6 separate regions of the Mus musculus genome follow, and regions 1, 3, 4, 5 and 6 are each linked to region 2. Evidence: chromatin loops called from intact Hi-C (ENCODE). Cell type or tissue: left cerebral cortex. All regions are shown on one strand. Region 1 overlaps Gm33251 (predicted gene, 33251). Region 2 holds the start of Lrp12 (low density lipoprotein-related protein 12). Region 3 has its middle 9.9 kb from the start of Dpys. Region 4 overlaps Gm33251 (predicted gene, 33251). Region 5 has its middle 7.7 kb from the start of Gm33251. Region 6 overlaps Lrp12 (low density lipoprotein-related protein 12).

Evidence for each region. Peaks named below come from ENCODE experiments on the same cell type or tissue, not always from the same donor. Only the 100,000 strongest peaks of a DNase experiment are listed, where the experiment ranks them.
Region 1: it touches region 2 in a loop (2.5-fold over the local background); 6 of 42 quality-filtered maps call a loop at or near these places.
Region 3: a loop joins it to region 2, with 2.5 times the contacts of the local background. A loop is called at or near these places in 9 of 42 quality-filtered maps.
Region 4: it touches region 2 in a loop (2.7-fold over the local background); 8 of 42 quality-filtered maps call a loop at or near these places.
Region 5: it touches region 2 in a loop (5-fold over the local background); 3 of 42 quality-filtered maps call a loop at or near these places.
Region 6: a loop joins it to region 2, with 2.7 times the contacts of the local background. A loop is called at or near these places in 9 of 42 quality-filtered maps.

The regions. Positions count from the first base shown.
Region 1 is chr15:40,112,671-40,116,670 of GRCm38, reverse strand. All of the region lies in intron 2 of Gm33251 (predicted gene, 33251), which reads right to left. Among named protein-coding and RNA genes, the nearest start is that of 9330182O14Rik, 20 kb to the left of the region's middle. In left cerebral cortex, no CTCF peak of the experiment used is centred here; DNase peaks (open chromatin) are centred at 1,286, 1,646, 1,916 and 2,295; H3K4me3 peaks cover 495 bases; H3K27ac peaks cover 456 bases.
Region 2 is chr15:39,940,875-39,944,874 of GRCm38, reverse strand. It overlaps Lrp12 (low density lipoprotein-related protein 12), which reads left to right and starts at 881. Exons shown (of 7, transcript NM_172814.4): 1 at 881-1,271. The coding sequence starts at 1,193. In left cerebral cortex, a CTCF peak has its summit at 1,584; DNase peaks (open chromatin) are centred at 203, 483, 839 and 1,686; H3K4me3 peaks cover 2,467 bases; H3K27ac peaks cover 1,872 bases.
Region 3 is chr15:39,865,334-39,869,333 of GRCm38, reverse strand. No RefSeq gene overlaps it. Among named protein-coding and RNA genes, the nearest start is that of Dpys, 9.9 kb to the right of the region's middle. In left cerebral cortex, a CTCF peak has its summit at 1,664 (motif pointing left); a DNase peak (open chromatin) is centred at 557; H3K27ac peaks cover 327 bases.
Region 4 is chr15:40,127,810-40,131,809 of GRCm38, reverse strand. Gm33251 (predicted gene, 33251) reads right to left here. Exons shown (of 3, transcript NR_155348.1): 3 at 2,828-3,624. Among named protein-coding and RNA genes, the nearest start is that of 9330182O14Rik, 4.6 kb to the left of the region's middle. In left cerebral cortex, a CTCF peak has its summit at 512 (motif pointing right); DNase peaks (open chromatin) are centred at 537, 1,795 and 2,007.
Region 5 is chr15:40,035,447-40,039,446 of GRCm38, reverse strand. No RefSeq gene overlaps it. Among named protein-coding and RNA genes, the nearest start is that of Gm33251, 7.7 kb to the left of the region's middle. In left cerebral cortex, no CTCF peak of the experiment used is centred here; a DNase peak (open chromatin) is centred at 1,968.
Region 6 is chr15:39,872,164-39,876,163 of GRCm38, reverse strand. It overlaps Lrp12 (low density lipoprotein-related protein 12), which reads left to right. Exons shown (of 7, transcript NM_172814.4): 6 at 1-77; 7 at 3,286-4,000. Among named protein-coding and RNA genes, the nearest start is that of Dpys, 17 kb to the right of the region's middle. In left cerebral cortex, a CTCF peak has its summit at 2,377 (motif pointing right); DNase peaks (open chromatin) are centred at 2,350 and 3,975.

The sequences.
Region 1 (4,000 bases), 170 kb before region 2:
CAATGCTGTGTCTCTCCACTACAGACTCCCTGACAGACTCAAACCCCACCCTCTTCTAAAAGGTAGTCCAGAGCAGCGCAGCAGGGGGTGGGAAAGCCTGTCTGCTGAATGCTTCCTTCCCCTGCACAGCAAACAGCTCTGTAGGTAAGCCAGAGAGGCTGTACCAGCTCCTGATCTTGCTGAAGTTACAAAACTTAAGAGCACCATCAGACCCTTGGAGTCAGGAGGAAGTAGTCTCCTGACCCTCTCCACTCATTGAGCTCCTAGCGGCCATACTCTCTTGTAAGCCAGGAGATAGATGGGCTGTTGTCAACTGCACTTGTGACTTCAAATAATGATGTCATCTCAGGTGTCACACTAACCTCCTCAAAATGATTGTCCTCTTGCATGCTCCATCTATATACAGCTGTCTTCACTCACAGACATGTTAGCCTGCTCTACCTGCTGTAGAGAGATTGAGCCTTCCAGGCTCGCATCCCTTCCATCCCTCTGAGCTCTCTTCTGCTCACTGTCTAAAGCTTGCCATCACCAAAATGGAACCTAACTTTTTTTTCTTCATTTTTTCTTTACAAAATACAGTAACTAGTATCATCCCAAGTAAATCAGAGGCCCTATATACTCAGGAACTAGATGCTATCAGTAACTGATTAAGGACAGACTTTCTCAGTTTAAAGTTGCCTTGAGTAACATTCATTATACATGTAGTCCTTCAATGACTTCTCAGACAATTGATCCCAAATGAATCAATGACTATAAATCAGTTTCCCTTCCCTTTGTCATATCTTTCTACATACTAGCCCTCTGAAATTTCTTTTATATTTCAGTATTATATATTATGGTATTTACAGATATAAAAGTATATTGTCATCTCACATTGAACTTGGCGGTATTGGCTGTATGTGACATAAAAAGACAATTTGAAATCCAGGTAACAGAATTTATGCTTACTTTTTTTAAATGATAGGGAACTTAGGCACTTGAATCCAAAGTAATGAAACACCAATTCCGAGCTTTATCAAGACTACAAGTTCAGCATATTATAGACTAAGCCGCTTTGGAGCAAGGGATGGCTTTGTTAATTTTCTTTTTCCTTTACCTTGCTGCTGCTAAGCCTTTTATGGCTTCAAGGGAGGAACATAAACTCCATATGAAATCAGTTCCAGGCTGGAGAATTTTCAAATGCTCCTAATTTTTCACAAGTCACATTTCAAAATGAGAGAACATTTGCATATTCAACGTGAAATCCCATGGAAAGCCGCCTCCTTGCCCAGTTTTAGAGAGTAATTATTTCTACACTTCTGAACTGGCAACACCTTCAGAATGTCAGCTCGGATGCACAATAGACATAGGTATTAATTAGCCACTCTAATTGCGGGACTTGTTTAGACTGATCGAGTGATGCAACAAACAGCTTCAATCTGTTGGTTGGATTTTTCACGAACAACTTAAGAGTCAAACAGGAACTTGTTATGACTAGTATACTGCACAAACACAACTTGCAATTGAGAAAGCCCTTCTGTGTTCCCTGAATAGAGGCCCTCGCTCACAAAGCTGGCTCTACAGCCAAGTCTGCCTCCAAAGGTACTTAGAAGAAAGGCCTTTCTGTATCACGGTGGAAAATCAATACCGCATGCTGGAGGGGGAAGGTGGAGAGTTAAATCGTCCTCTTCACACCACACAGGCGAGTAAACACCACCGTGGGCTTGGGTGCTTAGGACGCGCAGCACAGACCACCACGAACAGAGGCGTCCCCAGCTCAGAACAGAGTCGACCTGAACAGCTAGGCAAAGGGGTGCCCTCAGCCCTGACGCTGGCACTGCCTAGCCCCGTGCCTCATCTAATTTGATTTCAGTGCAACTGCGGGTCTGTGTGCGCCTGCAAAATTGCATAATTTGCCATTTCCCCAGCTGTTATCCAGCAAAGCTATTCTTTGCACACCGATTTGCCTGGCTGCTAATAAGCCCACAGGCAGAGGCGGAGGGAAGTTTGCGTATCACTAGGTGTCCTCAGCTTTTCCTATCCTCGAGATACCCACCCCGCCCACGTGTAGAGACAAGCAAGGCCCTTCTTCATCTAGCCATCTACACTTTCTGAGAAAGACATCGTTTTTTATGGCCCTTTTGCCTAAGCTGACTATGCCTCTTGCTGCCCCCACCCACCCACCCCGCTCCGAATCACAGGCTTCCCCTCTCCCCCCCCCCCCCCCGCCTCTCCCGGGCTGTTCTGTTATTTTCCTGAGACACCCTGGTATTTCTGGCTTCGCCCCACGTTGAGTCAGATCTCAGTAGGGTTGAGGAGAGGTTCTAGAGTCATTATCAAAGCCAAAGGTAGACAGGCTCTGACAGCTTTTCACGGCCCACTTCCTCGGGTTAGTATTTTTCCGTTACACTGAGGATAAAAGATAAGGAGTCTCTCAGATGTCCCTTTTCGGAGAACAGTCTGAAAATGGGACCTTGGGAATATAACGAACTGCTCATTCTCGGGGGAAGGAGACATTCATAGCTTCCTTTGTTCTACCACAAAGCTCCCCGTACCCTTGAGGTAGATGGAAGGCCATGCTACCCAAGGCACACTCCAGATGCCTGAAAAGCACAGCAGGCGGGCACACACTGGGGACCCAGCGGTGGCCTGGGCTGAAGTCAGGAGCAGGCCCCCTCCTGCGGTTTCCATCAAACTCTGTGAGCTCAGCGGGAGCCAAAGCCTCTCCACTGATCTGTTCAGCTATTAATCAGTCAGTGTAAAATAAGATGTAATATGCCTTGATATTAAACTATGCATAAGTGCTGTTGGGTTGTAGCATAGGAAAAAAAGGGGAAATCTGTTCTCAGGTTTATGCCACGAACATACTTTTATTACTTTTTAGTTTTTTTCAACACAAACTAATTGTATCCCCCACTACACCCCCACCAGAACACACACACACACACACACACACACACACACACACACACATCCTCTATTACCTAGCTACATCCCCAGCCTGAATTCCACTGTAAAAACCAAATCACTCTAATAGCTTCATGATTGCAAGACACTTATGATGTTTATGCAACACACCGCATTTCTACCTACTACTATGCATTTTTTCAAGACTGTTTTTTCTCACTTTAAAATGGGTATGCATTCACATATTTCTGCAGAGAGAATATTCTGAAAATGATTCTCAACCAGTCTATTTCATTGCTTCTTAAGCCCAGATTTTGAATATTTGTACCAAAAACTCTGGGATACCCCAGTGTATAACTATTGAATCCCTTACAAGACCTTTCACCTTTCGATTAGTCATGAAAATTGGTCTGCTTTACTTTACATGAGCGCAATGGCCAGCCTTTGCATATCTGTCCTTGTGAGATCATTTCCCCTTGCTTGAAGCTATACCACTTCTTAAGGCAAGAAATTCTGTGGGGGAGGATACCCAGTTCATCTTGATTCCTGGGGAAGCCATCCCTCTCCCCATAGGTAGACAGAGACATTTTAATATGTTTAGTACATTTTAGTACTGAGTCGTCAGCGGTTGTTGATTTTTATAAATGAAGTGAGCTTATTTTTAATATGACATTTCCCCCTTGAAAAAATATTCACATATAGCTCAAGTGATTCCTTGGCTTGGCTGAAGAAGCTGCTGAGAGATTAAGTTTGTATTCACCAACATATACAATGACCATTTCAGTTTGTGTGTATAAATGTGCTTTTTGTATTCTAGCAAAATGTCTCCTAGCATCCATTAAGACTGACCCCGTCTCCTTACTCCACCCTTGCCTCCGGTTCTGTTTCCGTGGGTTTGCCTATTAGGGATATTGCAGGGCTGTCTCTCCTACATCTGATTTCTCTCGTGTGACATCTGTATACCTCCAGGCAGCTTCAAAGACTGGCTTTCATTTCTCTCCTCTGTCTTCCCTGGCCTGCCATGTGTTGTCTACACTGTATCCAGTGTGAAATTGCTGTACAGGGGCTGCCTCCTCACAGAGCCTCCACAGGCCTGACTGACAGCCTCAGTCAC
Region 2 (4,000 bases):
AATTTAACCTCTTTGAGTCTCATTAGCTTATCTAAAACGTGGATAATATTCATCTCACAAGATTGTCGGGAAACAAAGATAGCCTGTGTCAACAGTACAGCATAGGGCACTGCTGATCTTCAGCGAATAGTGGACAGTGCCTGTAAATGGCAAGGACAGCAGGCAAAACAGTGCAGACGACACTTTAAAAAGGTGGAAGTGCCAGTGTGTCACTACAGACAGAAGCTCTATGGGTACTTAAGGGAAAGAAGTGTCATACTTGTTAGGAGCTGAGAAGAGGCTTAGGGCGGGGGGGGGCGGGGGGGGGTCAGGGATATCCCTCTTTCCACGTCCCAGGTCCACTCCACCCCACCCGAGTGTCAAAAGGGTCTCCTGCGTCTTCCCTGCCAGATTAGAAGCACAGACCCTGTAGCCCGGCCGGATGTATCCCCAGATCCTTTGGCTGAGATTCTACATCAGGTTATCCACAGGGACCTACGACCCATTCACTCTTTCAGAGCCAAATTCAAGCGGAGCCGGCAAGGTCGGGGGTCTTAGCAACGGACTTCTAAGTTCCCACCCCTCTTCCCTCCACGCGTAGCTCATCAGCCTAGAGGATCTCCGGGGAGGGCACAACACCAAGGCCGGGGACTGCGGCGGAGCTCGGTCAGAGCACATCCCCGCCGTCCCGCTCCCCCCTCCTTACTCCCCACTCCAGCCCTCGAGCCCCTGGAACCCAGCGGCCGGCGTTCGCGTGCTCGCACATCGATTGGCACTGCCTCGCTACTCCGGCTCCAGGCGCGGCGAAATCCGCCCGAGCTCGGCCGAGTCCAGGGAAGCGCGGGGCGGGAACCAAGACAGGCGGGCCAGGGGATTGCCGAGTGCACGGATGAGCGCCGGTGCCGGCTCGCGCTCAGTCTGGCGGGTGGCGGCGCCGGCTGGTTGTGCGGCGCGAGGCCGGAGCCCCGCAGTTGCCGGCCCTGTCGCCTGCGGCTGGCGCGCGCGCTGCGCGTCCCTGCCCCCGGGAAGGCCGGCCCGCTAGGGGCTCGCGCGACCGACGCAGGGCCGGCGGGAGGGAGCGCGCGCGGGCGGCCCCGCCCCTCCCCCTCCGCCGCCGCGGAGCGCGCAGGGAGCAGCCAGGGGCTCGGCGGCGGCGGCGTCTGGCCCCAGCTCCTCCTCCTCCATCTCCTCGCTCCCTCCATCTGCCGTGGGTATGGCCCGTCGCTGGAGCACAAAAGAGTCTCAGCGGCGGGGGTCGGCGTGGCTCTTGCTTTTCCTCGCTGGGGTGTACGGTAAGTGTCCACCTCCCTGCGCCCCTCTGACCGAACAAAGCTGGGGCGACCCCGGGGGCCCCCCGGGCCTCCAGGACGGGCTGTGCTTGGGCGACCCGGGGAGACCTGGGTTGCCGACGGGACAAAGACCCACGCGGGATGGTGCGGGGAGGGTTGTCTGCCCGCGGGGATGCTGGGGTCCTCTGGCCGCCGCCGATCCTTCGGAGCGATGGAGGCGGGCCGGTCCGAGCCAGGGGTCCCTGCGGAGCGACGGCGTGCGGGAAAACTCCCCAGCCCGGCGCGAGGCCCCCGGCGGCTCGCTCCTCTAGCGCTCGCTGCCGGCTGTACAGTCCTCGCGCACAAAGATGTGACCGTGAGACTACGAAGGGGAGGTCGCCTCCGGGACGGTCCTGTCCCAGATCCTTCCCGAGGCAGGAAGTTCTCTTCTCAGTGAAATTGCTGTCGTGCCCATCTCTCTTAGTCCCCATTCCCTCCAAAAGCACCCCGATTGCTTCCTTCCCACCCCTCCACCTCTGCGCCTGGGGCTCTGTGGGTCTCGGGCGTGTAGGATCTCGTTCCCCAGTAGCTGCACTGGAGAGAAGGCCAGAAAATAGTTTCCAGCCCCACCTCAGTCTTTCTCTATTGGGACGTACAAGTCTGCCTTGACTCCCAGTTCACTTATCATTTCATCTGTGCCCTCTGATGCTGTTGTGACTCTTGCCTCATTCCGGTCTGCGATCTGGTTAGGGACACTACTTTACGGATTGCAGTCTGATTGTGTGTCACGACCGTGCTTTGTATGAACTAGAACTAAAGGAAATTAAGAGGACTGCTCACCACTGAGACCTCAGCTTGGGCTCTGACTTCACCATTCTTAGTTCTCATGAGTTAACTCCTTGAATGGATATTGCAGAGAACACAATTAACATTTCCATTTTGGAGTAATGGTTTGATTTCTCCAGAAAAACAAACAGAAGCTACGGGGGGGGGGGCGGGTATTTTTACTTATAAAAAGTCCACTTCATTTGCCACAAATACTAATTCAGTAGTATAGTGGCGGTGGTTTCTGTAGCATATAATTCCCCAGCATATGGTAGCACCTCTTTTGAAAGTATTTGTCTTTAATCCCAGCACTTGGGAGGCAGAGGCAGAGGCAGGCGGATTTCTGAGTTCGAGGCCAGCCTGGTCTACAGAGTGAGTTCTGGGACAGCCAGCCAGGGCTATACAGAGAAACCCTATCTCGAAAGTATTTATCTGTGGAATTAAATATGATGGTAACTTTCAAACCTTGAGAATTCTCATTATATGAAAAATATAATGAATGTAAATTGGCATTTCATGATGGCTAAGAAATAGTAATATTTTCAGTGTAGTTCACACGTGGTGTGTTATTTTGTTCTGATCAGGTGATGGGCTTATCCACATTTGATGTAGTAACTGTCAGTGATGTGTTTGTGTGGGACCTGACTGTTCACCGTTAGTGCCATCCCTGCTTGGCTGATGACCTGTGGGTTTGGGTCTACACCAGAGATCAATAAGCTATTATGTTGTTTGTTTTCTAGCCTGGAGGTGAGTAAGTCCTGCTCTAGGTTTGGTATAATGGCCCAGGAGAAAGGAGAGTGAGAGGACTCTTTAATCTAGGGTGATTAGGAATGTCCAGTTGTGTATGCTCTGCACTGTTATCAGAATTGAGTTTATGTGATGTCTGATCAGACTAAATAAATAAGTTGAGTCTTCAGGAAAACTCATGCCATTGGTGTTTGAAATAAAGATCCTTTGCCTTCAGAGATAAAGAGGCTGTAAAGCAGTATTGGTCCTGATGTATTCATTTATAATACACAGTGGACTTCTGGTAGGTACTTTACAAAGGTGTTTGTGTTCAGTGAGGAATTGAAGTCAAAGGCCAAAACTCCTTTTTCCACCATTGTGGGATCACGGTTATAAAGCTGTCAGGTGATAATTCCAAAGGTTGATGTCTCCAACCACTTGAGTTTCAAATGATAAGGAAATAAGAGGCAGTGAGATGGGCAAAATATTGAACTGTACTGACAGAGCTAAAAGAAACTCTTCGTCCTGAAGCCAGGGACATTCTCTGTACAGCTGTGCACGAGTGTGCACGAGTGTGTGTTGGGTGGGAGTGGGAGGGGGTGTGCTCGAGTGCGTGCACACCCGGGTGTTTCTGTTTCCTCACCCAGATTTGGGTTTATATTATTAGGAAAAGAAAAACAAATAACTGTAGCAATAGCTAAACTGTACTGGAATAGGAATAGTAGAGTTTGTGTGGTCTGTGTTAAAGTTGTCATGTATAGTGGATATACCCTGACAGAACCATTTGAGTGAACATGGAACATACATACATACATACGTACATTATGGAGATATCTCAGTACAATTCTTGAAGTCCTGAATTCCATCCCTAGCTCATGTAAAAATGGGCAGTGTAACATGCTCTCTGGAAGGCAGAGACAGCCAGATTCCCTGGGACTCATTAGTTAGTATAATCTTCTTGGCAAGCTCCAGACCTTTGTCTGGGAAAGATGGACAGCACCTGAGGACGAACATGTATGGTTGCCCTCTGATCTCCGTATATACATGTTCTTGCACACACACGAGTATGGCTTAAAAAATAAAGGACTGTTGAGACAGCTCAGTAGTAAAGATATTTTCTATAGCGCATGGTGACTTGAGTTCAATTTCTGGAACCCACATAAGGTAGACGAGATAATAAACTTCACAAAGCTGTCCTCTGA
Region 3 (4,000 bases), 76 kb after region 2:
ACCTTATCGCATGCCCTTTGGACGGCCATGGGGAAGCACATCCAATTCCTCTCCCTCAGTCCAATCTGACTCTCTTGGTGTTCTGTAACTTTAAGCCATACAGAGTAAATTCCTTCATCTAGGTCGTGTGGCGTGGCTACCCTGCTACCCTGGAGTTCCGAAGCGTGAGTCGACCTGAGCAGCATAGACTCCTGCCTTTCCGGGAGGAATACGTTAGAAAGTGGGCCTGTCCCGTTTTTGTATGCTATGCTCTGTGTGTATATTCTGTGGCGTAGTTTGCTTTTTAGTTATTCATACTTCAATATGTTTGTTACACTTCCCTAATTCCCTGGGTTAGTGATTCATTTATTTAGTTGTTTAATTTTTAAAATATATTTCAATTTAAATATTTCACTCATCTCCTCTCTCTTTCCTCCCTCCGACCCTTCCCATATCCCTCGACTCCCTTTCTTTGGTTATTAGTGTGCATATATGTGTAAGAGCGAGCCTGGAGTTAGCTCTGAGCACCTCTCGGGCTGAGTGTCTTAGAAGCACCAGTGTCGCAGCTGCTGATGCAGAGCAGGCGCCCATTGGTTCTGGGGTTGCTGCTGAGTTTGTTCTAGCAAACGCTGTACCACTCGACTTTGCCCGTCCCTAACCGCTCACTTTGGTTCCTCTTCAACACGAGAGCGTTAAAGATAACGTTCCACTGTTCACTTTGCTTTTTTCAGAGGTAGTAGGGATTTTGATAGAATTTTTTCTTTTGGTTTTTTTTTTTCTTGGTCTCGTGAATATTCATTTTTTAAGACATCAAAAGCAGTCTTTAGGGAACTTACCTCTCTCTACGTCCTCTAAATATTTTGAGCACTTTTTAAAAAATTCTCTTTTTACATAACACACATTTGAATGGATAGTACATTTGTTGTTTGGATTTTTATACAACACTTGGTCTTACCAGTTTATCATCAAGCACCAGTGTTGGCAAAGAACAGAAACAAAATGGATGTATCTGAAGGAAGGAAGGGTTCTATGGGCTCCCCCTGCCCGGGCTCCAGGGTGGAGCATACCCAAGGGTCTCACGTCCCAGCAGTTCTACTGTCATTTCCCCATCACTCACCTAAGTTGGAAATGAAAAGGAATAAAAGAAAGTACATCCAGTTTGCTTGCTGCTTACTGAGTGCCCACCACAGTCACAAGTGTTCATGTCTTACCCTCCAGCCTCTCTGCTCTCTCAGTCAGTTCTAGTACAGTGCCTCCTGCTTTGTTCAGGGCCCTGTTTACAGGCCAGTGGGAGACAGCGGAGAGCAGCCTTTTCTTGGATTCCTTGAATTCGCGAGGGTAGCACATTCATGACAAGTTAAACGATCACAAGTGAGCATTGGCTTGGGTTCCCTCCGAGGTGGTAAAGGGGAAAGGACGTTTTATGGGGGTTTAGAGCTGAGTGGAGTCTGAGTAAACACAAGAAAGAGCTGTCCTGCCCTCACCTCTGATATCCTCCTGCTGTCACATACATGAAACCGTAAGCCACGTGTGCATGGTGGTTGGCCGCAGTCATGTATGTGATGTTTTCTTGTACAAATGCTAGAGAGGTTAATAGCACTATCTGTTCTTGCAGAGGTCTTGAGTTTGATTCTCAGCACTCACATGGTGGCTCACAGCCATCTATGATATGATCTGGTGCCCTCTTCTGGTGTGCAGGTGTACATGCAGATAGATCACTCATATACATAAATAAGCCTCTTTTCAAAGGTACTAGAAAAAGACATGTGCCAGCCTCTAAATGTGATTTTGTTTTATTTATTTTTGCTTTTTCCTTATGGGATGGAATTTTCTAGGCAAATTAGCCTATTTTTAAGTACCTATCATTGGTCCAGTCCTATCAACTTTACAATCCTACGATGAATATACAAGTATTGATTAGCAATAGTGGCAAGATTAAGATTCAACCTTACTCATGTCTGACTCAACAGTTGAAAGATGAATCACAAGAGACGTTAAGTTTATCAGTTGAGAGAAGCACTGGTCCCAGATCATCATGAGGACAGCTTGGGGGGGCTGGGCTCATCCTAACTGATCAGCACTACCTTGTGAGTACAGACACTTGTAAAGGCCTCAGACCATCTACTGCTGTGTGGCAGACTGTCCCAAACCTGTTTACAGCAACTACCATCTTGCAAATCAGAAAGAGCTGGCTGCTGGCTGCTGGCTGCTGGCTGCTGGCTGCTGGCTGCTGGCTGCTGGCTGCTGGCTGCTGGCTGCTGGCTGCTGGCTGCTGGCTGCTGGCTGCTGGCTGCTGGCTGCTGGCTGCTGGCTGCTGGCTGCTGGCTGCTGGCTGCTGGCTGCTGGCTGCTGGCTGGGAACTCAGAGAGCTTGCGGTCTTGCGAGTGAAGCTATCCCAGGGTCTTTGTGCTTCCTACAGCATAGAAGCTGAGATCTAGAAATAGTCAGCGACCCTCTGCAGAAGCTGCAGGTCTCGTAGATCTGAGTTGCAGACTTCCTAGCATACTTCTCCACATTTGCTTTCTTACATCGTTAAGGTCAACCCAGATCCCACAGAGAAAGATCAACTCCACAATCAGTAACAGACGCAGCAAACGGTTTGTGGCATACATTAAAAAATAATGAAATGCTATTATAACGTTATAATAATGTTATTATAAGTAGAAAAACAGTTTTATTGTCTCCAAAAGAAGCTTGTTTGCTAAAAGCATATCAAATCAGCTCCACTCTCATCTACTAAGCATATTGATTGCATCCTGTGTTTATTTATTATATGAACTTAAAAAAATCCCAGCATTGGATAGGAATGTAGCTAAGTGTCATAATTCTTGCCTGACATGTTTTAGGTCTTATAGCATTGTGTTCTCATGCTAGTTATGTTGCCCCCAAAAAAACCTGTTTGCAGTGTCCTGCACATAGGACTAAAAGCAGCTTGTCCCCAGTTGGTTTTTGACTGGTCAATAAAGCTACCAGCAGCCAATGGCTGACAGAAACACAGGGCAGGACATTTAGGATTCCCAGGAAAGGAACGAGGAAGAGGGGGTTCTGGCATGACAAGGGTGTAGGAGGCAGACCATGCAGCAAAGTGCAGGAGGGAGAGACTGCAGACATGTCAATGGGGTGGGGGGAGGCAGCTCCAGAAGGGCTGCCCAGCAGAGGCCAGGGCAGCAAAGATAAAATATAAACTTAGTAAGTATTAACTCAGGAATATCAGAGGGGAGTGGGTGTTAGCCTCATGGAGTTAGGGAGTGACCCACCAATTGAGCTGTTTAAGGTATTTAAAATAAAAGGTTGTGTATGTGTGTCTTTTTGGGGGGAATCCATAAGGGATTGGGTCGGGAAACAAGGAGCACACACACACCCTCCAGGGAGTTTAAAGTGGTTAACTTATTACAGCTTCAATGTCCTGAGTTCTATTTCCTAGCAAACATACACACACACACACACACACACACACACACACACACACACACACACACACAAAACGGTATACAACTTAAGAGAAACAGTTTGGCATGTTGTAAATACAAATGATGCACAGGGCTTTTTTTCAACTACATTTAAAATAACTTCTGTCTCTACATGATAGTTCAAAATCTATTGGAAGCAGCAATATAGCCTCTGAAAGTCTGGAGTCAAATTGCCTGGACTGTAATCTTTTCCCTCCCCTTCTAACCTAATGACACTTCACCACTGAAAAAGCATGTTGGATGCCACCAAAGGCTTTTTCTGCATCTGTTGAGATGATCATGGAGTTTGTTGTTTAGGCCCATTATTTATTTATTAGATTTATCAGCATCATGCATCCATATATCAGCATGAACATCAGCAAGTGACTTTGTCACTGGTATCAGATGCAGTATAACTTCAGAACTCAAATTAATTCTTCCTACGCTGCATTTTCACTTAGAGATCAATAGATATATTTCCTACTTAGGTTTGAATAGTCACATAATGAAATATTCTGTTGTATTAAAAAAAGATTAGGAAACAAACGCTTGACAATCGGTAGGATGGCTGT
Region 4 (4,000 bases), 190 kb before region 2:
GGCCTGATGTAGCCTTATTAAGATAAGAATATGTTTCTTCTTTATTATCTTGTTAGCCATAGACTTGAATTTTGATAGGGCAATTTTCAGGGCTTAAACACTTGATTGCTACTAATAGTGGAAATAACAGCAAGACAGTGTTTAGGTTTAATTTATAGTCATTTAACACAACTTTAAGTATGGATTTCTCCAAATGCCCTGTTATTTCGTTGGAGCTTGTCTATGCAGACCTGAAGTCCTGCTGCAGTAATTGTGAGCCATGCAAAAGGTCCCATATACTTATCTCACAGACCCCTCCAACAGCATGATGACCAGCGATTGCTATTAACGGGTTTTACTGTTTTGTTTTGTTTTTTACCCTAGAAACCCTGTTTTAGTAAACCTGCGTCAGTAGTTGCAAGCTAAATGTCTTAAAACTTATTTTGGTTTGTAAAAGGGAACCTTCTTTCCACTATTTGCCCCCTCAAGGTCGGCTTGGCGTTCCTCCTTGAGCCAGAACAGTTCACTTTTGTGCCACCAGGGGCCGCTGTTCTCCAAGCAGTGAGATCTCCAAAGGCGATCCACCTTCCAATTCCATATAGGCCAGCAGCAACAAATACTTCTTTTGAATTTATGTTTTGAGACCTTGAAAACACTATGCTGAGTGAAAGAAGCCAGACGCAAAGGCCACATGCTACAAGGTTCTCTTTACATAAAATCTGTGCGGAGATCATAAATGTCTTAGATAAGAAACCACAACCGTTGGTCTGTGATTCCTGCGTCTACAGAATGCAGGCTGCCTGTTTGCCCCTTGCAACCACATGCTTGCAGTGCGCCCAACTCGTTCACTGCGACCTATTTATTGTTAGCACCGCGTTCCTTGATGGCTTCTTTATTATCTTGTTAGCTGTAGACTGGAATTCTGAGTACGAGAGGGAGTAACACTTTGGAGGAGGGGCGAGGTAAGGACTGATAGACAGGGCCGCCTTTCGCTGTTCTCACCCGGAAAGTCCTGACGCACATCCCTCATATTCTTCAAAAGATGACAGGGAAGCTGAACCTCAACATCAGAGGCTACGTCAAGATCACCCTTATAAGGATCCATTTTCCCATCCTTTCACAATTCTGCCCCACTCTATGATTCCAGGGTAATTTCCCCTAATAAACACAGAGTACTGCCCAGTGTCTGCTTTGCAAAAACAATCATATGCTTGTCAGGGAAGTTACTGTTGACGATAAAGAAACCAAATAGAAGGGGGACCATGCCGGAGTCACTGTGCTCCATTCCTGTATCAGAACCTGCATGCACACGCACACACACACACACACACACACACACACACGCACACACGCGCACGCACGCGCACGCACGCGCACGCACAGGTACACACCATCTCTAGACTGCTGTGGTCACATATGTGAGAGGAAATCATGGATTCAAGACTGAAAGCTGCCCTCCTGCTCCTACCTGTTCTAAGAGGCTCTAGACTGCAGGCGATTCACAGCTTCCCATGCACATTAGGCTATTATATTTCAAGCCAGATATGAACAGAATGGACAGTGTCCATTAACTTCCTTCTCTGCTGCCTGCACTGACATTAGTATCGGTTTACAGAACACAAGTTTTGACAGCAAATGGGTCTGATTTTGAGCCCAGTGTCCCCATTATTGGCAATAAAGCCTCAGGCAAATTCTTTATAATTTTCTTTCGGTTCCCTTGCATATGTGTTTGTGTGTGTGTGTGTGTGTGTGTGTGTGTGTGTGTGTGTAAGCACTCCTAGACTTGTTTTGCGTGGGGTTTAAGCTACATACCCGCCCACCACCTATATATACTCAAGAGAGATCCATTTCCTTTTTTAGCAGACTACACTAATCCACAGCTGATTCTAGTTTTCTCTAAAGGTTCATGGTCAGAGCTGCCTTCTGTACAAAGTCATGTTTTTCAACTTCTCAATATTGAGAAATACTACAGAAGTAATATTTAGCTTCCAGTCTGCCTTAAACAGCTCCACGGTGTCCCTGATGCCTGCCTCACTCCTTCACCATACATGACTGATTTTAAGTGCCTTGAGATAAGAGCACTGTTTCATCCAACTGTGTGGCACGGGCTGTTTGTCTTGCCTCTCTGCACAGCCCCAGGGCAGTGTTTTACTGAACGTCACTGGAGCTGTACCCCTGGAGCTTGTGCTGTGTGCCGTCCTTCCTGAGGAGTGTCCGCACCAATTCCCATTATGTGTCTGTCAGAGGATGCCTGTGCCCCTCACCTTACTGGCCTGTGGATCAGGGATTTCCAGACACAGTTAAGGGGTAAAAGGCTAGACTTATCTCAATGAGGAATGCGTTTCTTTGAGCTTTCTTTTCAAGGCATCTTTTTGACAATAGTTTTGGCTTATTCTTTGACAGCTTCATGCATGTAGACAATGTGTATTGATCATATCCACCCTCCTCCACTTCCCCACCCCCTCAGACCTCCTGGGCTCTTTTAAATCTATTTTCCTCACTTGCTTGCTTGCTTACTTTCTCTTACTAACTTACTGAGTCTGATTAGTGCTGCCCATATGGCCACGGGTGTGGGGTCATCCACTGGGACATGGACAATCTACCAGGGACTCTTCTCTCCCACCCCAAAGCCATCAGTTGCCAATAGCTCCTCAGGTACAGGTAAGGATTCAGAAGGCCCACTGCCTTCCATGTTGGAATTTTTAATTGGCCCGATCTTGTGCAGGCTGTTGTGGGTTCATGTGTGTGAAAGTCGTGTTATGTCCAGAGGACAGCATTGCACACCGTTCCATCCCATCTTAGACAGGGTTTCTATTGCTGTGATAAAACACCATGACCAAAGCAACTTGGAAAGGAAAGGGTTTATTTGGCTTGCACTTGCATATCACCATTCAACATCAAAGAAAGACAGGACAGAAACACTAACTGGAGAGGAACATGGAGGCAGGAGCTGAAGCAGAGGTCATGGAAGGTGCTGCCAACTGGCTTGCTCTCCAATGGCTTCCTCAGTCTACTTTCTTAGAGCACCCAAGACCACCAGTCCAGAGATGGCACCACCCACAATGGGCTGGGCCCTCCCCCATCAATCACTATTTAAGAAAATGACCTTCAGCCAGGTATTATGGAGGCATTTTCTCAGTTGAGGTTCCCTCCTTTCCAGTGACTGTATCTTGTGTCACATTGGCATAAAACTCACCATCACACTCTCTATCCTCTGACTCTTACGTTCTTTCTGCCCCTCTTCCCAGATGTTCCCTGAGCCCTGGAAGGGTGAGAGTGGTAGAGATGTCCCATCCAGGATGAACTCTCACTTCTTTTCAGCACTTTGAGAAGCAGTGAGCCTCTACGGGAACCACCCACAGCAATAAGAAGTATCAGGGGAGATGGGATTTAAACCTAGATCTCGGACCCACATGTCCAGGGTTCTGTTGCCCTAGCTTCCCTGGTGACATAACTCCAGAGCTCCAGACCTGTCCCACTTTCAGAGTCTCAGTGCCTCCTGTCAGTGCAAATATACTCAGGCTTGATTCAGCATCAATATTTGGTTCAGGAAAAGTGGTTAGCCTTGATTACACATCAGATCACGCTGACCACATGGAGTCCTCGGGTGATGTTCCGTAACAAAGACGATAAGTAGGCATAGGGCTGTGGATATAAACATAAATATTTAGAATGCAATTGTTAACTGCAGACCATTTAGAAAAACAGCATCAGTAGAGTCTCCCCTAGCTCTAAAGACTTTCCCTAGCCATGAAGTCTGGCCGTGCTTATATAGGACCAGATGAATTCCCTCCTGTGGAGCAAGACTAAATTCAGTCAGGAGGATAGCGGGTTAGCCCAGAAGCTGTTCCGTTATTGCACCACTGGGCATGTCTCGCCTGACAGGTCAGTATTTTAGGTCCAGTGCTGGGAAAGGCCACTGATGTCTTTTCTCCCCAAGTAGTCTGCAAAGCACCTTGCAGCTTTACAAAGGCTAGCCAATGGGGAAGGCTTCCTGGAAAATTCAAGACTGGCTTCTCCG
Region 5 (4,000 bases), 95 kb before region 2:
GTGAGGAGGTCTGGTGGGGTGGGGGCTGGAGGTGGGGACGTCCGCTGGGAGAAGGGGAGAGGGAGGAGGTGTGGGATATGGAACAGTTGGATGGTGGACCAGGAGAGAAATAAAGTCTGGACTTTAAAAAGAAGATTAAAATAGTAAATTTAAAAAGAAAAAGAACAAACAAGGCCGGGCGTGGTGGCGCACACCTTTAATCCCAGCACTCGGGAGGCAGAGGCAGGCAGATTTCTGAGTTCAAGGCCAGCCTGGTCTACAAAGTGAGTTCCAGGACAGCCAGGGCTATACAGAGAGACCCTGTCTCGAAAAACCAAAAAAAAAAAAAAAAAAAAACCACCAAAATAAGTAAAATCAAAATGGCATGATTGTAAACCTTTTGGGAAGAGTCTGAGAGATAACAGATGATTATAGCTTCTTGTCGCCTGAAAACCATAAAACAGGCCAAGTCCTGATTGTCAACCTCCCCAGTGGCTGTTAGGTTTGGAGGTTCCATTTAACTATTGACTCTGGAACCCATACTTCTTCTGCATTCCCAAGAATCATTAACTGTCCAGACAAACAGACTCCTCCAAGGCCAACCCATGTGCTTTCTTAGAAAGTCCAGTACAAATATTTCTTATGACATCGAGCCCCACGAGCTGGCCCAAGCAGCAGGCTTCTGTGAAACATGGAGGACATGAGAGCACTGCCTTTGTTGGACAATTCTCAAAGTCCAGCAAAGGAACTCAGCAAGAGGTGGGCAGACAAGTATTGAGTCAGGATAACCCAGGGAAATGAACAGAACAGCCTCCCTGTGGGAGGAGTTACAGCCCCAGAACAGCCTCCCTGTGGGAGGAGTTACAGCCCCAGAACAGCCTCCCTGTGGGAGGAGTTACAGCCCCAGAACAGCCTCCCTGTGGGAGGAGTTACAACCCCAGAACAGCCTCCCCGTGGGAGGAGTTACAGCCCCAGAACAGCCTCCCCGTGGGAGGAGTTACAGCCCCAGAACAGCCTCCCTGTGGGAGGAGTTACAGCCCCAGAACAGCCTCCCTGTGGGAGGAGTTACAGCCCCAGAACAGCCTCCCTGTGGGAGGAGTTACAGCCCCAGAGATGCTCCTCTGTCTTCAGAAAACACTATGCCCAATCCTGGTTTTCTTTTATATTATATTTTATGTTAGTTATTTTGCATGTAGTTTTTGAGGCAGGATATTGCTAAGGAGCCCAGGCTGTTCTTGAACTCTTTACTCTTCCTGCCTTAGCCTCCCGAATTCTGAGGTTCTAGGTATATGCTGCTATGCTTGGTCTCCATTTTCCTTCCTCTTACGCTTGTTTGCTTGCCTGCTTACTTTCTTTCTTTCCTTCAGCTTCCTCAGACCACAGGCTCTGATCTTATTTTTCCTGCATTTGTCTAATACTCTGAGTTTATAAAACAGAACTGTGTTTAAGGACATCCCAACTATTTCTATGCAACCCCTTAAAGCAGAACGTTATTCTGGTCCACCTAACACTGTTGACTGTAAGTTCTATGCAAGTAAGGGCTCTGTTTGATATAATTTTATACAGAGTCTTTCCTCCCTCTCCAAGCTTTTAATCAAATGTGATGGTAAACATTTGTTAAATGGATTTTGTATATAATCCATTTTGTCCAATCACTTGGACATAACAACTATGCCTAGACTTAAAAAGGCTCAGAATACTTTCTATCACTAAGAAATGCTGATGAACCCTTTCTGTTACTTTTCACACCATATTTAGTTCACATCAAACAATATTTTACAGAGTGGTCGACTCAGTATATCACATTGTTCTGGGCACCAACATCAGCTCTATAAAACTATCACGTCTGAAAGGACAGGAGTCCCTTAAGAAAAGTTAGTCTGCTACAGAAATAGAGTAGGCAAAGTTTAAGCACTGTTTGCTGATGAGATGTGGGGGTGCCTCTGACAGCGTCAAGCCAGCTTCCCACGTGAGGAGTCTGCAGCAGCTCTGTGTGTCTACACCCAGCATCTCCCTGCCGTGGTGGCTGTTGCTGTTTTAAGATAATCAGGGTGACTCAGAAGGGCTACTTTTCTCTTCACCATCACGTTCTCCAGAGCAAGGCATGCAGGGTGACGCTCTTTGAAAAGTCCCAGTAAATAGGGGCTATTGATATGGAGCATCTAAATTACTCAGGAGCTGTTTACAGACCACGTATGCATCCACTGGACGTCACTGAACATTTGGACAATTAGCAGCATGGTCTATATTTATCCATCACCACCTCCACTTACTTGCTCTTCCGTTTTCTGACAATTTAAGAGTTTTTTTCCCCCCAATGTGGTAAGTGTAACATGGTTTGTGTGCTTACAAGTCACCCTGAGAAAGGCTTGGGGCTACACTGGAATCTTGAACACCCAGTTTAGTCTCTGACTGGCCAAGAGAGATTTTTCTATTGGCTTAAACTCATGTCTGAGCAGTTTCTCTGGTGAATACCCTACCCTGTTTCTGGAGGTTCCAAGGAGATCCCCAGAGACCTGACTTGGAGACACAGGGGGTCTCATAGCTTCTCAGAGCTGGGAAGAGGGCAATGGTCAAGGAACTTCTAGGGGGTCTCAGCCTGAGATTTGGTCCTCAGGATTCCCTTTGATCGGTTGCAGCCTAACATTTCAGAGCAACCAGACACCTTCACCCCACATAGAAACAAATTAGGTCTGTCAACTCCAAGGTAAGTCTGATAAGATGCCTTCGATTTGAACACATAGAAAAGGTTTGACTAGGTTGCTGATCCAGTGTACAGGATCCATATGAGATGCCATAGATCGTTCTGTCTGTTCAGGTATATAAATATGTGGAAGCCACCCCTGGTTGTTTCTACTGTGTGTGTGTTTCTATCACTTTTGTTTCACTGTATTAACCAGTGGCTTACTCTGGTATGAGACCCTCTCTTCCCCCACTTAGTTTAAGACCTGTGCTCCCTCTTGCTGGAGACCTGAATCCTTTTGGTTCTCCCAAGTTACGCAGAGAAACCCAAGAACCCTGCACTTGTTTCCAGCCTGGAGCAGGAGTGTTTGCATGCTTTGTTGCTTGGCTCCTGCTCAAGGTCAGGGTTGGTCCCTGGGTGGAGGTGGGAGGGGTTGGCTTCTCCTCTAAGGCCCCTTCATCTAAGTTGAATTCACACAGGGAGTGGGGAAATAGTTTCTCCCAGGTGAGCATTCCCTCCTTTCTGCATCTGCTCTAAGAAGCTCAGAGGAAGGGGAAAAGTTCCCTGGGCTGGCTCCAAAGAAAACAAGGACATTCCATTCCTTCTTCTATCATGATTTATGTCTCCTTATTCACCAACAATCTGTATAATGGGAGAACCCCACCATTCTCTAAAAACAAAAAACAAAAAAAAAAAAAAAAAGGGGGGGGGGACATAGAAAAACTTCCCCTTGGCCCGGCAGGGATTTGCTGGCAGCAACACTACCTTGACATAATGAATTTTCTGACCAACACTGATCAAGAAGACTTTAAACAATTTTTACTAGGTCATTTTAAAAAGGTTTAAAGATAGCTGCTAAAAATATGTTAACAAGTCAGCCCCAAATATTAAAGAGAAAGTTATAAAAATTTTAAAATATGTAAAGGTATAAGTAGGTCCCAGTTCCTGGAGGTAGCTTAGAGTGTTTAACAACAGAGAACTGACTGGGACAAGACCTTTTGCATAAACTGAAAGCCACCATCACCCTCTGTGATAAGACACTGTTAAACTCATGGATAGCCAGCAAAATTTTGGTATCTTCCTCTTTGTCAGAAGAAACCAGCCCCCGTCCCACCCCCCACCCCCACCCCCGCCCCAAGGCCTGGCCTAACACCAAGCTCCTATAATTGTTCAACTAACCAATTTAGCTACTGTGGATCCTGAGATTTGCCAGAGAAAAACAATTCCACCATTTTGGGCCAAATTTAAAGCAAGCTTTATTAAATAGTAAATATTGACCAAAAGATGGATTTGGTCAGGACCATTCCCTGGTATTTCCCAGCTAGAATGGCTCCCAAG
Region 6 (4,000 bases), 69 kb after region 2:
CTCCCTCATATGGACAGTTGATCGCTCAGGGACTAATCCCACCCGTAGAAGATTTTCCTGTCTGTTCACCTAATCAGGTATAATGAGAATTCTAATCTGTTTCATCCTCTTTTAAAGTCTATAAGTAGTAAAGCAGGGATTCTTAACTTTAGGAGTTTTCACAATCATGCAAATATTAAATATATGGACAACTGAATTTATAAATTGTATTACATTTTCACAGAATCTATACAATTCTGATTTTTATAATTATAAAACTGTCATTCTGAGACATTTTCCTTTTGGGGATAAGTGAGCAGGTGAACTGAAATTTAAAACCTTTGGCCAATTTTCTGATTGAACATTTAGAGATTTAAGAATGAATGGTAAAATTAATGTACTAACACATTACTTACGGCATAGCAACCCATTTTAAGTGAAAGTAATTGAAGAGGAGTGAACATTTGCCCCTAATTTAAGGGAGAACTTGAAGCTGGGTTTTAGTGTTTAAGAATTTGGTCCGTTTTCTTTTGGTTGTAACTCATACTCTTTGGTTCTTCAAAGTTCTCAGGAAGTTTTAAAAACATTTCAAGCTATAAAAATGTACCACAGCTTATTTTAGTCATAAGCATTTGTGTGCATTTAAATTTTAAATATATTCACAAACATTTATAAAAATGACTCAGAATTAGAACTAGGAAAAATTAGTTTTTTAGAGCCTTAACTCTTTTAAATTGAACATCCTTTCACTTCTGATACATGTCACCTTAGCTGGATATTCTTTCAAATCCTCAGTGACAATTTGTAGATGTAATTTTTAATTTTTTCAGGTGTAGTTTCTAATTCAGAATTTATACTGGTCAAATTGTTAGATATAAAAAATAGAAAAAACTCGATTATAGTTTCTGTCATTGGCACTGCCACCATCGATTTCTTTGAAGATAGGTGACAGACCGTGGTTACCTCCATTGGCTACCATCACCTCCTTGCCACTGTGCTCTGGAAAGCTAGTAGGAGCACAAATGATGTGACTGCTCACTGCTAGGACCATTTGCAAGCTGGCTTCTCCAGCTCCCTCTGGTTTGCCAGCTCACTAAAAGAATCTGAAGGGCTCACTTGGAGCTGTTTGCCCATGGCCGGACCCTGTTGCTATGAGAGGATATGAATTAAAAACCACTGAGGGAAGAGGCTCATGGGGCAGAGTTCAGACAGCCCCATGCAGAACACTGCTGTGGGACAACATTCCATAGCTGTTACCCACTAAGGATGCTCACCCAAGTCCCCATCCAGACTCACATATACAGTTGTGATCAGTTGGACATGGCTAGTGTACTTCTGTAGCCCTGCTGATATGGCTAGTGTACGTCTGTCTGTAGCCCTGCTGAAACTGTCCCCTTACCATGAATCACCAGAGCCCCACCCTAGGTCACAGGATTGTAGCTGCCTGCCAGTCTCCCAATGGAGACAGCTTTTCTGTCAGTCATGGCACTCCAAGTGTATAGAGATTCTGTCCCAAAAGCCAAGGTAACTTTGAAGTCTATTCCATACTGCTTCATTCTCTAGAGCCACAAAGTATTAAGAATTCCATTTAAACAGCATTTTAAATAACATAAGTTGTTGAACTTTGTTTAATGAGGCCAAATTCTCACATTTGAAATTTCTGGTAACAAATTATCAACTTTCCATAAGTTTTTAAAAGAAAATAATTTTGTAATTTGTTCCTAGTACAAACTAGAAATACTTTCTTGTCAGTTATTACTACTTCACAAGTGAAACAATAGACAGTTATCCACCAAACTACTGTGACATCTCCCTACAGAATCTAATGTTAAATTTGCAACTTTTCAGTTAACAGGCTTTTAACTAAGCAGAGATTGCCTGCTGCTTGTGACTGACAGTAATGGTAACGTCGGTAGAAAGTGTGCGAGGTGAGGGTCTGTCAGAAGCTCGGGCTCACGTGACAGTGGTTTGAATACTGAGCACTAGGAGTGGTCAATGGAGATGTTCATTCTAAATTTGAACTACTATTAGTTTTTAATTTTGTATTTAGATTCTTCTTAATTGGCAAAAGAAAAAGACCTTTCACATTTGTACTGAAAGTCCATGTATGCTGATAGCCAGATTTACTGGTGATGTGTATTTTACTAAAGCTGGCTAGAAACGTTCCTGCAGTGATAGCCTCTAAGTGTTTGCTGAATTGCTTCAGACTGTACAGGCATGACTGTATGCACATGGCAAACAGGGGAAGAGCACTGGCTACTGTGCTTGCCTGTTTACTTCCTTCTTGCTTCTGTGAGAGGCTGGGCCTTGAGCACTGAATCACCAACCTTTGTTGGCTTAGTTTTGCTCAGTGTGAGGTTCATTAAAGCTATGCTTGCCCTAAGTCTATAGCCACTAGGTGGAGCTTGAAGACTATTTAAAACTCACCTGACACTTTCATCTAGACAAAATGATTTATCTTTTAATTAACCTATTTACGTTGTGTTTGGAAGAGGCTGCCTGTCATGGTGCCATCCAGTGGAGGTCAGAAGACAACTTGCCAAGAGTCTGTTCTCTGTCCTCCTCCTTATGGGCTCCAGGTATCGAGCGCAGGTGGTCAGGCTTGGAGGCAAGCGCCTACCTCTGCCTGGCCAGCCGTCTCCCTGGCCCCTAGGTTTTCTTCTAGTTGCGAGACATACTTTCATTGTGTGCTAATTGAGTTGTGAAGCATTCCATATTTTTAAAGTCTGTAAATTTTTAAATTATCAATTTTAAAGACTAATATGGTTTATATTTAATCCTAAACTGAAAAAAAAAGCTTATTTCTTAAAACTTGAGAAGGCATCCAAATATATTCTAGTCTGTATTACAAGTATGTTCAGGCCTTTATTTGAAACAGTAAAACGGCGTCCTCGGGATTCATTCACTCCATCCTTGGAATCTAGCTCTGTAAAATGGGATTCCCACATTGACAGGACAGTTCAGCCTTGTGACTCAAGCCTAACTGTAAGTTTTTAGGAGAATATTGGAGCATAATCATAAACGAGTCATGTAGTGACGTCTGGTAGAAATTTTCAGTGTATCTATTTTCCAGACTTGGTACAGTTGTAGGATTGGAATATTATTGTGGTTTATAATTGCTGTAATTGACAAAACTGTCACTGTAGAGTTAGGATTTAAGTTACAGATTAGATTCTCTATGAGTAGACCTGTAGAGGTAAGTGAATTTAATTTAGCTCATCGCTGTTCCTAGTAACAGTGAGTCAAAGAATGTTTTTCATCTTAATACCTCATTATTCACTATTTTCTTTTTTCTTACTCTTGCAGGCTTCCGTTTTAGAAAACCTGAGGCTAGCTGTCCGATCTCAGCTGGGATTTACTTCAATCAGGCTTCCTATGACAGGCAGATCTAGCAACATTTGGAATCGTATTTTTAATTTTGCAAGATCCCGTCATTCAGGGTCATTGGCTTTGGTCTCGGGAGATGGAGATGAGGTTGTCCCTAGCCAGAGCAGCAGCAGAGAAACTGAGAGGAGTCGCCCTCACAGAAGCTTATTCTCCGTGGAGTCCGATGACACTGACACAGAAAATGAGAGAAGGGATACGGCGGGAGCATCGGGTGGGGTTGCAGCACCGTTGCCCCAGAAGGTCCCTCCCACGACCGCCGTGGAGGCCACAGTGGGATCAGGTGGGAATTCCTCTGCTCAGAGCACCAGAGGTGGCCATGCAGATGGAAGGGAAGTGTCAAGTGTGGAAGCCCCGAGTGTGAGCCCAGCACGTCACCAGCTCACAAGTGCTTTAAGTCGGATGACTCAGGGCCTGCGCTGGGTCCGCTTTACACTAGGTCGATCGAGCTCCACTACCCAGAACCGGAGTCCTTTGAGACAGCTGGACACCGCAGTGAGTGGACGAGAAGACGACGATGACGTCGAAATGCTAATTCCAGTTTCAGACGGAGCTTCGGACATTGATGCCAATGACTGCTCCAGACCTCTTCTTGACCTTGCCTCAGACCAAGTACAAGGGTTTAGACAGCCACACA